Regions from separate parts of the Homo sapiens genome. Here region 2 is linked to region 1. The links are chromatin contacts, found by Hi-C or POLR2A ChIA-PET in ENCODE. All regions are on one chromosome and are shown on one strand. Each heading gives the region's core, a stretch centred on a gene start or an enhancer-like site at or near the end of the contact. The rest is flanking DNA. Distances are from core to core; before and after follow the strand shown. Region 1 has its middle 8.2 kb from the start of NPC1. Region 2 overlaps LAMA3 (laminin subunit alpha 3).

Region 1 (6,899 bases), core at 3,021-5,520:
ATCAAGACCAGCCTAGGCAACATAGTGAGACGCCCATCTCTCTAAAAATAAAAAAATTAGCCGGACATGGTGGTGGTTCACACCTGCAGTCCCAGCTACTTGGGAGACTGAGGTGGGAGGATGGCTTGAGTCCAGGAGGTTGAGGCTGCAATGGTACACTCCAGCCTGGGTGATAGAGTGAGACCCTGTCTCAAAATAAGTAAATCAATAAAAATAAAAGCAGCAACTAAAATTTGTTAAAGGATTGTTACGTGCTAAGCACTTTAGATAGATAATCTTATAAAGTGTTACGCATTTTTTTCATTTACACCTGACAACAACCCTATGAAATAAACACTATTACCATCCCCATCTTACAGTTGAGGTAACTGGCTTTGAAAGACAGTCTACCTTGTAGTGGTGTCTTGGTGCTGTCCTCCAATCTTGGGAATTTTACTTTTGCTTTCTGGGGGAAGGTGGAGGAGGCAGTGGTGCCCAGATGGAGTCACAATTGTAGCATCAGAGCAGTGAAGGTGGAGAATATGGGACATGTTTTTGAAAATACTTGCAGGTAGAGTTAATGATAATTGGTGACAATTAAATATAGAGGATGAAGAAAAGAAAGGAGAGCTAAGAATTGTGCTAAAGTGTGTTAGGCATTCCCAAGATCATCCCCAGGTGTAGTGACTTGCTAGGAAGACATAGGACTCATATATCTAGTTTACTCATAAATATACTCATATACATGGTTACATATACATGTATACTCAAATACATGGTTAAGATTACAGCAAAAAGACACATAGCAAAATCAGCAAAGACAAAAGGAAAATAGAGCAAAGATAGAAGACAGCAGGTGCAAGCTTCTGAGAAACCTCTCCCACAGAATGAGCTTAATTCCTCCAGCAACCGAGTTGTGGCAGCAAGTGTTGTCTACCAAGGAAACTCATTGAAGACTTAGTGCTCAGGGTTTCAACCGGGAGCTGGTCACATAGATCCCTTCTGCCTAGCATTTACCAAAAATCAAGACCTCCAGAAGGAAAACAGGCATTCAGTATAAACCACATTGTTTGCACAAACAGTTAAGGCAAAGTGAATACTTCTTATCATTTAGGGCAAGTTTGATATCAGTGTAGGGAACTGTTTGTCAGCTGAGGGCCAACCTTGTAAGCAGGACTTCCTAAGGATAGGCAGTCTTGGGCTGGCTTTGTTAATTCTTCTTGGCCCACAAAGTTTACAAGGTGGATGAGCCAATAACTTTGTTAGGCAATAGGGAAGAATAGCAGATTTGGGGTGAGGAGATAGAGTTTGGACATGTTCACTTGGAAGGATCTGTGAAATAGATTCTAGAAGGCAGTTGGAAATAACAAATTAATGTTTAGGACAAGGCTGTTGTTACTAGTGTAGGCATCATCTGCATAGAGGTGATGGTCAAAGTCATGGGATGAATGAGGTCCCCACGGAGAATCTGCTGAGAATAAAAGAGATGGCAAAATGGCTGGGCATAGTGGCTACTGTCTGAAGGGAGGCTGAGGCGGGAGGATTACTTGAGCCCAGGAATTGAAGACCAGCCTGGGCAACATAGCAAGGCCCTGCCTCTAAATTTAATACATTTTTTTTTAAACAGATGGCAAACTGAGAATAAACTTTGAAAGAAGGGAACTCAGCAAAGAGAATGAAACAATGAACAAGAGCAGGAAGTGAAACATAATGAGGAAGGAGAAGGTCTCCAGGAGAGGAGAGCAGGCAGCGAACCACGTGAAGAAGTGTGGCCATATGACACAAAGGCTGGGAAACTCGAGGCTGCTTTTGCTCCACCACTCTGTCTTTGATGAGCTTGTTCAGTCATCAAAGAATTCTGGCCTTGTGGCTGGGCGTGGTGGCTCTTGCCTGTAATCCCAGCAGTTTGGGAGGCCGAGGAGGGTGGATCACGAGGTCAGGAGTTCCAAGACCAGCCTGGTCAAGATGTTGAAACCCCATCTCTACTAAAACTACAAAAATTAGCCGGGCACAGGGGCAGGTACCTGTAATCCCAGCTACTCGGGAGGCTGAGGCAGGAGAATCGCTTGAACCCGGGAGGCAGAGGTTGCAGTGGGCCGAGATCGTGCCACTGCACTCCAGCCTGGGCTACAGAGTGAGACTCCATCTAAAAAAAAAAAGAAAAAAAAAAGAATTCTGGCCTTGTAATGGAGATTATGGATAAGGATTGGTGAGTGGACCTGGAGCTAACGTTAAATTAAATAAAATTATTCCCTTGAAATGATTCTACTCCTCACTGGATAGAATTGTATTTGTGAAGATACTCCTGATGCTTTCTAGGAATCACCGGCCAACTATCAGTGTGCATTGCCTCTGCTCTGTACTAAGACTAAGGCAACATGAAAAAAACAGACTTGGTACCACCCTATAGAGATGCAAATAGGCGTGGTGCAATGCAAACAGGCCTGGTCAAATGAGATAATTTATGGTTGCGGATCTATACCTATGCTGGTTGATTGGTTTTAATTGGTGATTTTTTTTTTTTTTGAGACAGGGTCCTGGTCTGTCACCCAAGATGGAGTGTAATGGCACGATCTCAACTCACTGCAACCTCTGCATCCTGGGTTCGAACGATCCTCCTTCCTCAGCCTACCAAGTAGCTGGGACTACAGGCACGCACCACCATGCCTGGCTAACTTTCGTATTTTGGTAAAGCTGGAGTTTCGCCATGTTGCCCAGGCTGGCCTCCAAATCTTGGACTCAAGCGATCTGCCTGCCTTGGCCTCTCAAAGTGCTAGGATTACAGGCATGAGCCACCTTGCCCAGCCAAATTGGTGAACTTCATCTCACTGTGAAAAGATGCTAAAGTGCTTAGAACATGCCTGGCTGTGAACAAAGCCACACCATGTTATGATATTTCATGCCATTGAGCCATAGCAGCTCAGACCCTAGTATTTGTACTTCAAAGCATGGAGAAAAACAAAAACAAAAAATGACAGGCAAAACTAGCATTAGACATTCTAGTCGAGAAATGTGAAAATAATTATTCTTCTGCTTAATGTAATGAACACATGGAGGGTAAACTAGTCACACAGAGGTGTTTTCTCTGGGCCCTCTGACTATACTTAGCCCTCAGTTAAATAACCTATGTATCACTGGGTCTGGAAAGTCTTCGATTCTTTTCCTGGTGACCTAATCCTTATTTTTAGCAATACTTTCAGGTAATTTTAAAATATGAGTGAGGCTAGGCATGGTGGCTCATGCTTCTAATCCCAGCACTTTGGGAGGCTGGGGTGGGAAAAGCACTTGAGCCCAAGAGTTTGAGACTAGCCTGGGCAACAAAGTGAGACTCCGTCTGTACAAAAAATACAAAAAATTAGCCTGGCATGGTGGTGTGTGCCAGAAGTCCCAGCTACTCAGGAGGCTAAGGTAGGAGGATCACTTGAGCCTTGGGAGGTCGAGCTGTGATCTCACTACTGCACTCCAGCCTGGGTAATAGAGCAATTCCCTCTCTCTCAAAAAAAAAATTAATTTATTAATATGAATGAGGTTATGTTTCAACAAAGGAATTCAGCTAGGCACAGTGGCTCACATCTATAATCCCAGCACTTTGGGAGGCCAAGGCGGGCAGATCACTTGAGGCCAGGAGGTCGAGACCAGCCTGGCCAACATGCCGAAACCCTGTCCCTACTAAAACTTAATAAATTAGCCAGGTGTGGTGGTGGGCGCCCATAATCCCAGCTACTCAGGAGGCTGAGGCAGGAAAATCACTTGAACCCAGGAGGCGGAGGTTGCAGTGAGCCAAGATCGCACCACTGAACTCCAGCCTGGGCGACAGAGTGTGACTCCATCTCAAAAAGTAAAAATAAAATAAAGTAAAATAAAAATAACATAAAGGAAGTTAATTAAAGATCTTCAGTTCTTAGGTGACATGTCAGCCTTATCTCTGTCAACAGAAAAAATTCCTTCCGCTATCTTTGGTTCTTCTTCCCTCCCTCACTAGGATTGAATCCTCCGAGCTTTAATGAGTGAAATGCTGTTGTTATTCCTACATTTCAAGTTTTAAGAATAGTCTTAGAAAGTCTTCAGTTTACAGGAGTTGGACTCTCCATTTTAGGAAACATTTGATCAAAAACCACCCCTGGCAAAGGAAACTATGTCCTGTGAGCAAATCCTGCAGGGAAGGCAATGCCAGTTTGAAACCCTGACTGCTAAACCACAAGTCATTCCAACTCTGGTAGCATCCTAACTGAGTGGAAGTTACACCACAACCCATGACTGGATTAATCACCAACTCAAACATCCTTCCTTACTAGGATGAGTAACATTTTACCAGAATTCTGAGCAACAATGCCCATTTCCGAGTAGGTCATAACCATTGGTACTAAAGTCATGAGTTGTAGCTGTAAGCTATTTTAAATGAAGATGTCTATAAAATTTGGCTTGCGTAAGTAAAGAGTTTAAAAAGTCTATCACAGAACCCAAAGTAATTGAGTGTGTATACTGAACACATGACCTGTACAACAGTGCTCACAGCACCTTTATTTGTAACAGCCCAAACTGGAAGAAGAAACAACCCAGATGTCTGCCATGATATGTTTGAGCCATGGAATACTACACAGCAATTCTTTTAAAAGATGCTACCACCACAAGTAATGTGGATGAGCCACACACATAATGTTCAGTGAAAGAAACCAGACGCAGAGGAGTATGATTCCCTTTACATGAAGTTCAAGGACAGGCAAAACCAACTTACAGTGAGAGAAATCAGAAGAGTGGTTGCCTCCCGGTTAAAGGAGGGGTGATGATATCGACTGGGAAAGGGGCATAAAGGAGGCTTCTGAAGTGCTAAAGTTTCCATATCCTTCCTCTGGGTGTTGGCTACATGGATGTTGTGGTTGCCAGCCTCCAAGATGGCCCCAGTGCTCCCCTCCTCTTGTCCTTGTCTGGTCCCCTTCCTACACTGCATCAGGACTGGTCTGTGTGCCCAGTATTACATGGCAGAAGTGATGGCATATAACATTTGAGGCTAACTCATAACAGACATTATGGCTCTGCCTTGCTCTCAATCCCTTTTGGATCACTCCTTCTGGAGGAAGCCAGCTGCCAAGTCCTGAGGACACTCAGCAGCCTATGGAGAGGAGGAACTGAGGCCTCCTTCCCACAGCATCTTTTTTTTTTTTTTTTTTGAGACAGAGTCTTGCTCAGTCACCCAGGCAGGAGTGCAGTGGCATGATCTCAGCTCACTGGAACCTCGGCCTCCTGGGTTCAAGCAATTCACCTGCCTCAGCCTCCCGAGTAGTTGAGATTACAGACATGTGCAACCATGCCCGGCTAATTTTTGTATTTTTAGTGGAGACAGGGTTTCACCATGTTGGCCAGGCTGGTCTCGAACTCCTGACCTCAAGTGATCCGCCCACCTTGGCCTCCCAAAGTGCTGGGATTACAGGTGTGAGCCACCGAGCCCAGCTTCCCACAGCATCTTCAACAGCAGATCCTCCAGCCCCAGTCAAGCCTTCAGATGATGGTAGCCTGGGCCAACTTCTTGGCCATAACCTCAGGAGAGACCCTGAGCCAGAACCACCTAGAACCACCCAAATCCCTGACTGGCAGAAACTGGGATAAAATAAATGTTTGTTCATTTAATATACTAAGTTTTGGAGTAATTTGTTATTCAGTAATAGACAACTAATAAAAGTGTTTAACACATAAAAGAAACTTGGCTGGGCGCAGTGGCTCATGCCTGTAATCCCAGATCTTTGGGAGGCCAAGGCAGGTGGATCACTTGAGTCCAGGAGTTTGAGACCACCCTGGGCAACATGGCGAAACCCCGTCTTTACTAAAAATACACAAATTAGCCAGGCATGGTGGAGTGTGCCTATGATCCCAGCTACTTGGGATGCTGAAGCACAAGAATCACTTGAACCCAGGAGGCAGAGTTTACAGTGAGCCAAGATCACACCACTGCACTCTAGCCTGGGTGACACAGTGAGACTCAGTCTCAAAAAAAAAAAGTAGAAAACTCATCAAGCTGTACAGCTAAGTTCTGTATACCTCATATATGAATATTATATCTTAATTAAAAGGAAAAGTCTATTAACAAAAAGAGTTCTCAAAAATGCTCAACCTGAACCTCCTTAGGGGGTTGGCAGAAGCATTAACTAAAGCTCTCCTATATTTCACCAAAATGTGTTGGCAATTCGTAGCCTGCTGGAGGAAGGGAGGTGTGAGCTGTTCCCTGTGTTCAGCTGGACAGCCTCCCACTCTCTATAGGCGCTTCTTTTAGAGCCAGCTCCACTGCTGGTCCTGGAGGTTTTTTGGGGAAGGCGATCAAAAAATTTACAATGTCCATGACTACTATAGGGAATAGTTCTACGATGCTGGCTGCGAAAACCAGATCAACTTATTAGGCACAGTAGACACAGTGATAATTTTACTGTCCCATGAAAATGTTTTAATTTTAATTTCTTTTGAAATCAGAACAAAAATAAGAATACTGTAATAATGAGCATATAATAATGAATTCAGCCAGCGTTATATGTGTCTTTATAATGCAATTGGAAACTCTCATTTTAAATTTTTTTTTTTGAAGGAAAAAGGGGTCCTTAAAGGCAAAGGTGCCTGGGGCCCACACAAGTCATAATGCAGCCCTGAGTAAAAGGAAAGGTGCTAGGGACTGAATTGTGCTCCCCCAAATGTCTTGTGTTGAAGCCCTAACCCCCCAAGGTGACTGTATTTGAAGATAAGGCTTTTAGGAGGTAATTAAGGTTAAATAAAGTCATAAGGGAGGGGCCTTAATTCAATAGGATTGTTGAAGAAGAGGAAGAGAGAGAGAAATCTTTCTCCCTGAAAGCACACACTTAAGGAAACACCATCTGGGGACACAGGGAGAAGGTGCTGTCTACAAGCCAGGAAGAGAGCCCTCACCAGGAACCAAATAA
Region 2 (6,899 bases), core at 2,622-5,121, 130 kb before region 1:
CAGAGCCAGCAAGCTGACATACACTGTGAGATTTACAGAAGAAAGTAAAAATCACTGATCTCCCCATCCACCGAGAAGCACTCTTAGCATGTTCAAGTATCTCTTTCCAGACTTTGTTCTTTGCTTATATAGGCACATTTTTTTTTTCCTACTAAATGTGATCATTCCATACAGTCTAGCTAGTTTACATATAGTTTTGGTCTGTTTCTTCACCATATAGCACAGACACATGTTGTGTCGATAAAGACCATTCTATGGCATCATGTGGTGCCTATTAATCCACTAACTGAGTCAGTCCCCTTTTATTGGACATGAGATTGTTTCCCACTGGATGCTATTTTTATAATGCTTTGGTGAGTATCTTGCATCAGACATTAGAGCATTTATCTCATGAATTCCTTTGGATAAATTCAGAGTAGTAGTTTCATGTCAAAGATAGAAATTTTTTTAATGCAAATATTCTGGGAAGTAACATCAGTACTGAGTTCCCAGAACTTTCGTGTGAATGTGTTTATAGATACTTCACTCCCCAGAAGACATAAGGCAGCCTAAGCTCATTAACAGGGAGAGTGAGAGGATCAATGACAACTTCTCTAGGTAATAATAATAAAATTCCATATCATAGATGATATGTAAATGTAAAGCTCTGGTTCCTCTCCCCAGCCCACAGACTGCCCTTTCCCATGTGATGCCAAACTCTGGTTTTCACCCTTCATGATGAGAAAGATCCCTCTGACGACTTTACAATGGCCTTAATCCTGGGAAGTGGCCAAATGCTGGTCATAATTGTGTGTTGACCCAAAGTTGCATCGTAAGACTCACCAAGGAGGTCACAGTGACCTCCGTTTATCATTTTATCATCTTAACTTCTATCTGTATAGACTGAGAGAACATTCCAGAAGAAAGTGTTTTGTTTCCTAGTGTTGCTGTTCCCTAGTACAGTTTTTATCTTTCTTCCTATTTCTTGGATTTATGTTGACTGCCTACAGCCTACTGAGTGTTTTGGAAGGAAACATATTTAATTCATTTTCTGTTATGTCTGTTATATTTGTGGTGCTAGTTTTATGAAAACCAACAAATGTAAATGTTAGCTTAAAATAGAGCAGAGCTGTCCATGATGATAGCAAGACATATAATTCAGTGGAATAATAAGAAAACAACAGTATTGGAATTCACATTTCCATTTAATTCCATCTTAGTGGAGGACACAGTATATTCTGGGACTTTTAAGCCCCATGGATACAAAAAGAATATGTTCACACAGCTGCTGAGCTTAAGGAGCACACGGTGGATCAGCCTTTACGGCACAGCTTAGCAAGTGCCTCTGAGTAAACAGAAACAGCTCAGAGGGAAGCAGGCAGCCAGGAAGGGTTTCCAGCAGGCAATATTTGAGTTATCTCAGAAAGAAGATAGCCAGACCAGGCAAGGTGGGAAGGAATTCCAAGAACTGTGAATAGCACCAAAATAAGGCCCAGAACCAGGGAACATCATGGAATATCCAGGGAATTACAGTTAGGTCTCTACTGACATAGCATAGGTCTTGCAGGAGAAAGTGCCTTTTAAGATGAGGCTGGCAAAAAGTCTAAGGGCTAGACTGAAGGAGCGTATGTGACATGTTAAGAAACTTGGACCTTATTCCAAAAGTAATAGAAAACCACTAAAGGATACTAATCAGGGAGAACAACACACTGAGATCTTTGTTTTGCGCTGGTAGTAATGAGAAGATTGATTGATAGGTAGACCCTTGGAAGACTGCCAACCTGATTGTTTCTAATCTTTCTCAGCTCACCACTATGGATTCTGTTCCTTTCAGGCTGATTCTAAAACAGGGTAAGCTGAGAGTAGATGCTGGGAAATCAGTTAGAAGACTGGTGGACTAATCATGGGGAGAGCTGCCATGGGTTCCACTACAATAGTGCAGTATCAAGGGGGAGGAGGAGCCAGACTCCAGAGATAATACGGCACAAGACATAATGAGTTTACTAAATGGTAAGTGGGGAGGGAGAGGGAAGTGGAGGGATATGGAAGAGACCGAGAGAGATATTGGGTAAACTGGCTCTTGGAAAGGAGCAGCCCTGATTTGTAACATTTGCTGATTTCCATAGTGTAAATGCTCCCACCATGGCCAATATGAAGCTACTGAGCTGATGTGCCACTTCTAGTCTTGCCCACACAAACCTCCCACACAGAATCTTCCATGCTCTTTCCTCATTCGGGCTGGTTAGAATAAAGATGACCCACGGGGCAACATTGGGAACCCATGTGTTGAAAATGGCAGACCCAATTATGGAAGGAGTTTACGTCTTTGAACCACTGTTTGGAGGGGAACTGCTTAACCAGGATCAGCTGTGTTTGGACATGATGAGAAATATACCTTCATTGTATTTAGCCACAGTATTAATCAGCGTTCTCCAGAGAAACAGAACCAATTGAATGTGTGTATATATACATATATACAGAGAAAGAGAGAGAGACTTTTTTTTTTAATAGAGGCAGGGTCTTACTCTGTCACCCAGGCTGGAGTTCACTGGTGCTATCATAGCTCACTACAGCCTCCAACTCCTGGGCTCAAGCAGTCCTCCCACCTTAGCCTCCTGAGTTGCTAGGACTACAAGTGTGTGCCACCATGCCTGGCTAATTATTTTATTTTTTTATAGAGAGGGGCTTTCACAGTGTTGCCCAGGCTGATCTTGAACTCCTGGCCTCAAGCAATCCTCCCACCTTGGCCTCCCAAAGTGCTGAGATTATAGACATGAGACACTGCACCCAGAATGAGTTTTTCATGTATTAAAAGAAAACACCTGATTTCCAGATTCTTCCTAATGTATAAATTACTTCAAAGCACCCCAAATTAACACTTTGAAGTTACTAAAGGACCATAAAGGATAATATTCTATCCCTAGTAGCCCAGAGGATTTTATTGGCACCTGTTTTTCTACCCACTAATGAATTGTTTGACTTCAAGGGCTGTGCCTCATGATGATGTTCATTAATAACACATTTATTGGCTCATGCCTGTAAACCCAGCACTTTGGGAGGCTGAGGTGGGTGGATCACGAGGTCAAGAAATCAAGATCATCCTGATCAACATGGTGAAACCCCATCACACTAAAAATACAAAAAAATTAGCTGGGTGTGGTGGTCCGTGCCTGTAGTCCCAGCTACTCGGGAGGCTGAGGCAGGAGAATCACTTGAACCTGGGAGGCAGAGGTTGCAGTCAGCCGAGATTGCGCCACTGCACTCCAGCCTGGTGACAGAGTGAGACTCCATCTCAAAAAAAACAAAAACAAAAACAAAAAAACACCATTTATTAATAGCAAAATTGTTCTAAATATAATCTTCTGTATTTTCTAATTTTGTTATAGCTATAAAATACTCTTAAAATGTTGCAGAGAGACTCAAGTGTCATAAATGGAACGAACCGTAATTAATTACAGAGCTAAAACTCTTCCACCCTCACCCAGAGATTTGGTCTCACAGCAATATGTTTCCATTACTACTATACCCTGGGAAAGTTCAGGCTGATGCTGAGTCATCCTTGGTTCATTCTACATTAACTCAGCAAATATTTATTAAACAACTATTGTATGCTAAACACTGTGCAAGATGTTGGAAGCAAAACATCATGTAGTGAACAGAACACAGTGAACAAAACAAGACATAGTCCCTGGCCTCCTGAAGCTTATAGTCTACACAATTCCTCAGGAATCCAGAAAGACTGGGTCAAAACCAAGAGCCATCCACCTTCTGGATTGGGCTGTGTCCACCCGGGGAACCAGCTGAGTCACCCTCCTTAGTGACCTCATCAGCCAACCATCTGTAGAGCCAAGTTAATCTCCAAAGTCCTCAAGCCCCAAAAGTATCAGAAACTAGCCCAGGCTTCCCTCCACATCTGAGTCAGCTACAAAGAATGTTTTGGATTCACCCACCAAAGTCTCATAAAAGTTGAAGGGAATCAGGAAAAAAAAAAAAAAAAAGATTCTAGAATGCAACTACATACTGAATTCACTCTCAGATGATTGGATCCTGTATTTGCATCTGGCTCCTGGGGAGTTCACTGTCTGTGATGAATTCATGAAAAATTAGAAAGGTAGAGTAATGGGGCATTTCTCCTGTGACCTATTAATATTTTTCCTTAAAATTTATAATGCAGTTTCCCCTATTACATTTAACCTTGGAGCTTTAGAAACAATTTCTGAATTTTCTATTTTTTGCATTTTAAATAACATTTTCATAGTATTTGCCTGTGTTAACACCTGCAGGGGGTTTCAGGGTCTCAATCTAGGCTTCCTTTCCTTATTTGTTTATTTATTTATTTAGAGATGGGGTCTCACTGAGTTGCCCAGGCTGGATTTAACTCCTGTGCTCAAGTGATCCTCGTGCCTCTGCCTCCTGAGTGGTTGGGGCTGCAGGTATGAACCACTATGTCCATCTGGACTCTCTTTCTTCTGTCTTAGTTTGGGCCCTCTCTAAAGCCCTGAGGCAAAGACTTGAGTAGAGGTAGTTTATTTAAGAGTTGACCTCAAGAAGCACAAACTGGGAAGAGAGGAACATAAGGGAGGGAGAAAAGCCAAAAATCAATGTGTTAATGAGTAGGCTGCCACCAGAGCAACCCAACCACGGCTCCATCCTACCAGGGACACTCTGAGGAATTATGTAGAAGGCACTTTAGAACTGGCCCATTGAGAGGCAGGGAAATGCGGTATTTTCCCACCAACTATCATCCCTCTTGGGATGAGGATTGCCCCTTGGGGCATTAAGTGCTGGGCTTGCAGGCTGCTCTAGACACAGCTTTTAGAAGCCTCTGTAAATCTAGAAAGAGCCTTCAGGCAGGAAGCAAAGTCAGATGCAGGCCCTTGAGATGGGACAAGGGAACAGGTGTGGGAACTATCCATCCCAGCTGCCACTCAGAGGGGGACCAGGGAGCTGTGGACATCACAGCCTTTGCCTCTACGAGGCCCAAAGGACCATCTCAGCAGCTCTGCTCCTGCAGCCACATCTGCTGTCTCCAGGCCTCACTCCCCCGCAGCCCTGCAGAGCAGGGGCAACGTCACCTTCTCTCCTCACACCTCCATCCTCTGAAGCCAACACTCAGTCCTTTTCAGGGCTTGATGTTGGGGGTGAGGGATTGTCTTTGTTTATTTTTACTACTAACAGGTTTAAATAACAAAATAATACTCTTGGAAACATTACACATTGCATACAAGCCTCAAAATTCTTCAGATAATTTTGTTGTTGTTCCCTGGAACACAATGAGTCAGGCTTGCTCTGCGGGGGCTGAAGTCATGGACCATAGGAACTCCCTCCGCACCCACCTCCTCATGTTTTTCTCTATACCTCACCCTGGGGAGGGAGCTGGAAGGTGAACATAGGGAGCCCATAGAATAGAACTCTGGAGTTTGGATTCTGGAGGAAGTCCAGAGTGTATATGTAGATCCCACCACTACACCTTCCGATCTCACGGGAGAGATCTCCAAAGCCCATGCCCTACCAGGAATCCAGGCAGAACAAAGCTTCCTAGATTCCAAAGATTCTCCTTTTAAAAACTGGACATCTACATGCTTTAAATGTAAAAATGAACTCATTATATCTGGCCAGATGATACAAAAGCTTCCTGAAAGACATCGTGTTCTCATTCTATAGCCTGAAACTACTGCATAATGTATAATTAAATGAACTTGAACAACCCCGGAAAGTATGATGCCTCTAGTGAATCACAGAACTGTCCTACATTTACCACGTTTTAAGGGGAAACTGTCCTTTAAGATCAAGTCTGTGGACCAGGCACGGTGACTCATGCCTGTAATCCCAGCACTTTGGGAGGCCGAGATGGGTGGATCACAAGGTCAGGAGTTCGAGACCAGCCTGGCCAACATGGTGAAACCCTGTCTCTACTAAAAAAAAAAAAAAAAAAAAAAAAAAAAAATTTAGCCAGGCATGGTGGTGGGCACCTGTAATCCCAGCTATTTGGGAGGCTGAGGTAAGGCAATCACTTGAACCTGGGAGACGGAGGTTGCAGTGAGCTGATATCACGCCACTGCACTCCAGCTTGGGTGACAGAGTGAGACTCTGTCTCAAAAAAAAAAAAAAAAAAAAAAAAAAAAGATCAAGTCCAGAAGGTAATGTTTTTATTTGTCAAACTTATTGGCCAAAAAAATAACAATGAAAAACACCAACTAGTCTAAAAGAAAACAAGACCCTCACAACAGCATAAGCTGTCAAATTGACAACAGCACATCAAAATCAAATTTCAGTTCTTAGCAGGTGAAGTGATTTTGTAGTAACAAATTTATGATCTGCATTTTATTTCTCAACCATGCCTCAAAATTCCCACTTCTCTCCCTCTAAGGTCTTAATGTTACTATTAATTATGAAATCTAACCTCTCAGTGACATTCTCATGGTTAATTCCAGCAAAAGGAAGAAAACACAGATCTTACCAATGGGGCAAAAAATAGGAATCTTACAAGACACAACATGCTTGTTAAAACATGTCATGCTCCAACACAGAAGAGGAAAGAAATGTCTTCAGTCTGACATAACTGATCATGCTTTTCCTGCTCCTAGACTTTCTTAGAATATTTTCTACAGTATTATAGGTAGTGTTTTCTAGAGGCACAAATGTGATCAGTCTGTTCTTTTTAATGAGAGTTTATTAAAGTTCACTTTATTTTATTAAATAAAAAATACGACTGCTCTAAAGAAGTTTTAAATGAAGCAATTAACTCATTTAGAACTCATAATAATCTTATGAGGGATGCACAATTATCTCATTTTATAAATGAGGAAACTGAGGCAGGGAGCAGAAAAATATATTTGTTAAGGCCACACAGCAAGTGAGCAGAGCAATCAGGACAAACTGGCCAGGCTGACTCCAGAACCCACATTCTCAGCAGCCTC

The links. A loop is a pair of places that touch in the nucleus more often than their neighbours do. ChIA-PET counts read pairs that join two places held with the same protein, here RNA polymerase II (POLR2A). Pooled maps may share reads with other maps.
Region 2: POLR2A ChIA-PET joins it to region 1 with 11 read pairs in BJ. The contact joins two enhancer-like sites. A Hi-C loop is called at or near these places in 1 of 50 pooled maps. POLR2A ChIA-PET finds 5 or more read pairs at or near these places in 4 of 52 experiments (BJ, MCF 10A, WTC11 and 1 more).

Annotation. Positions count from the first base shown.
Region 1 is chr18:23,591,287-23,598,185 of GRCh38, reverse strand. No RefSeq gene overlaps it. Among named protein-coding and RNA genes, the nearest start is that of NPC1, 8.2 kb to the right of the region's middle. Within about 2 kb of position 4,270, at least 3 of the 41 ENCODE cell types and tissues checked have a DNase peak (open chromatin) inside an H3K27ac peak, as active enhancers do.
Region 2 is chr18:23,716,748-23,723,646 of GRCh38, reverse strand. All of the region lies in intron 2 of LAMA3 (laminin subunit alpha 3), which reads right to left. Among named protein-coding and RNA genes, the nearest start is that of LAMA3, 31 kb to the right of the region's middle. RefSeq lists enhancers at 2,678-3,178, 3,179-3,679. Within about 2 kb of position 3,871, at least 9 of the 41 ENCODE cell types and tissues checked have a DNase peak (open chromatin) inside an H3K27ac peak, as active enhancers do.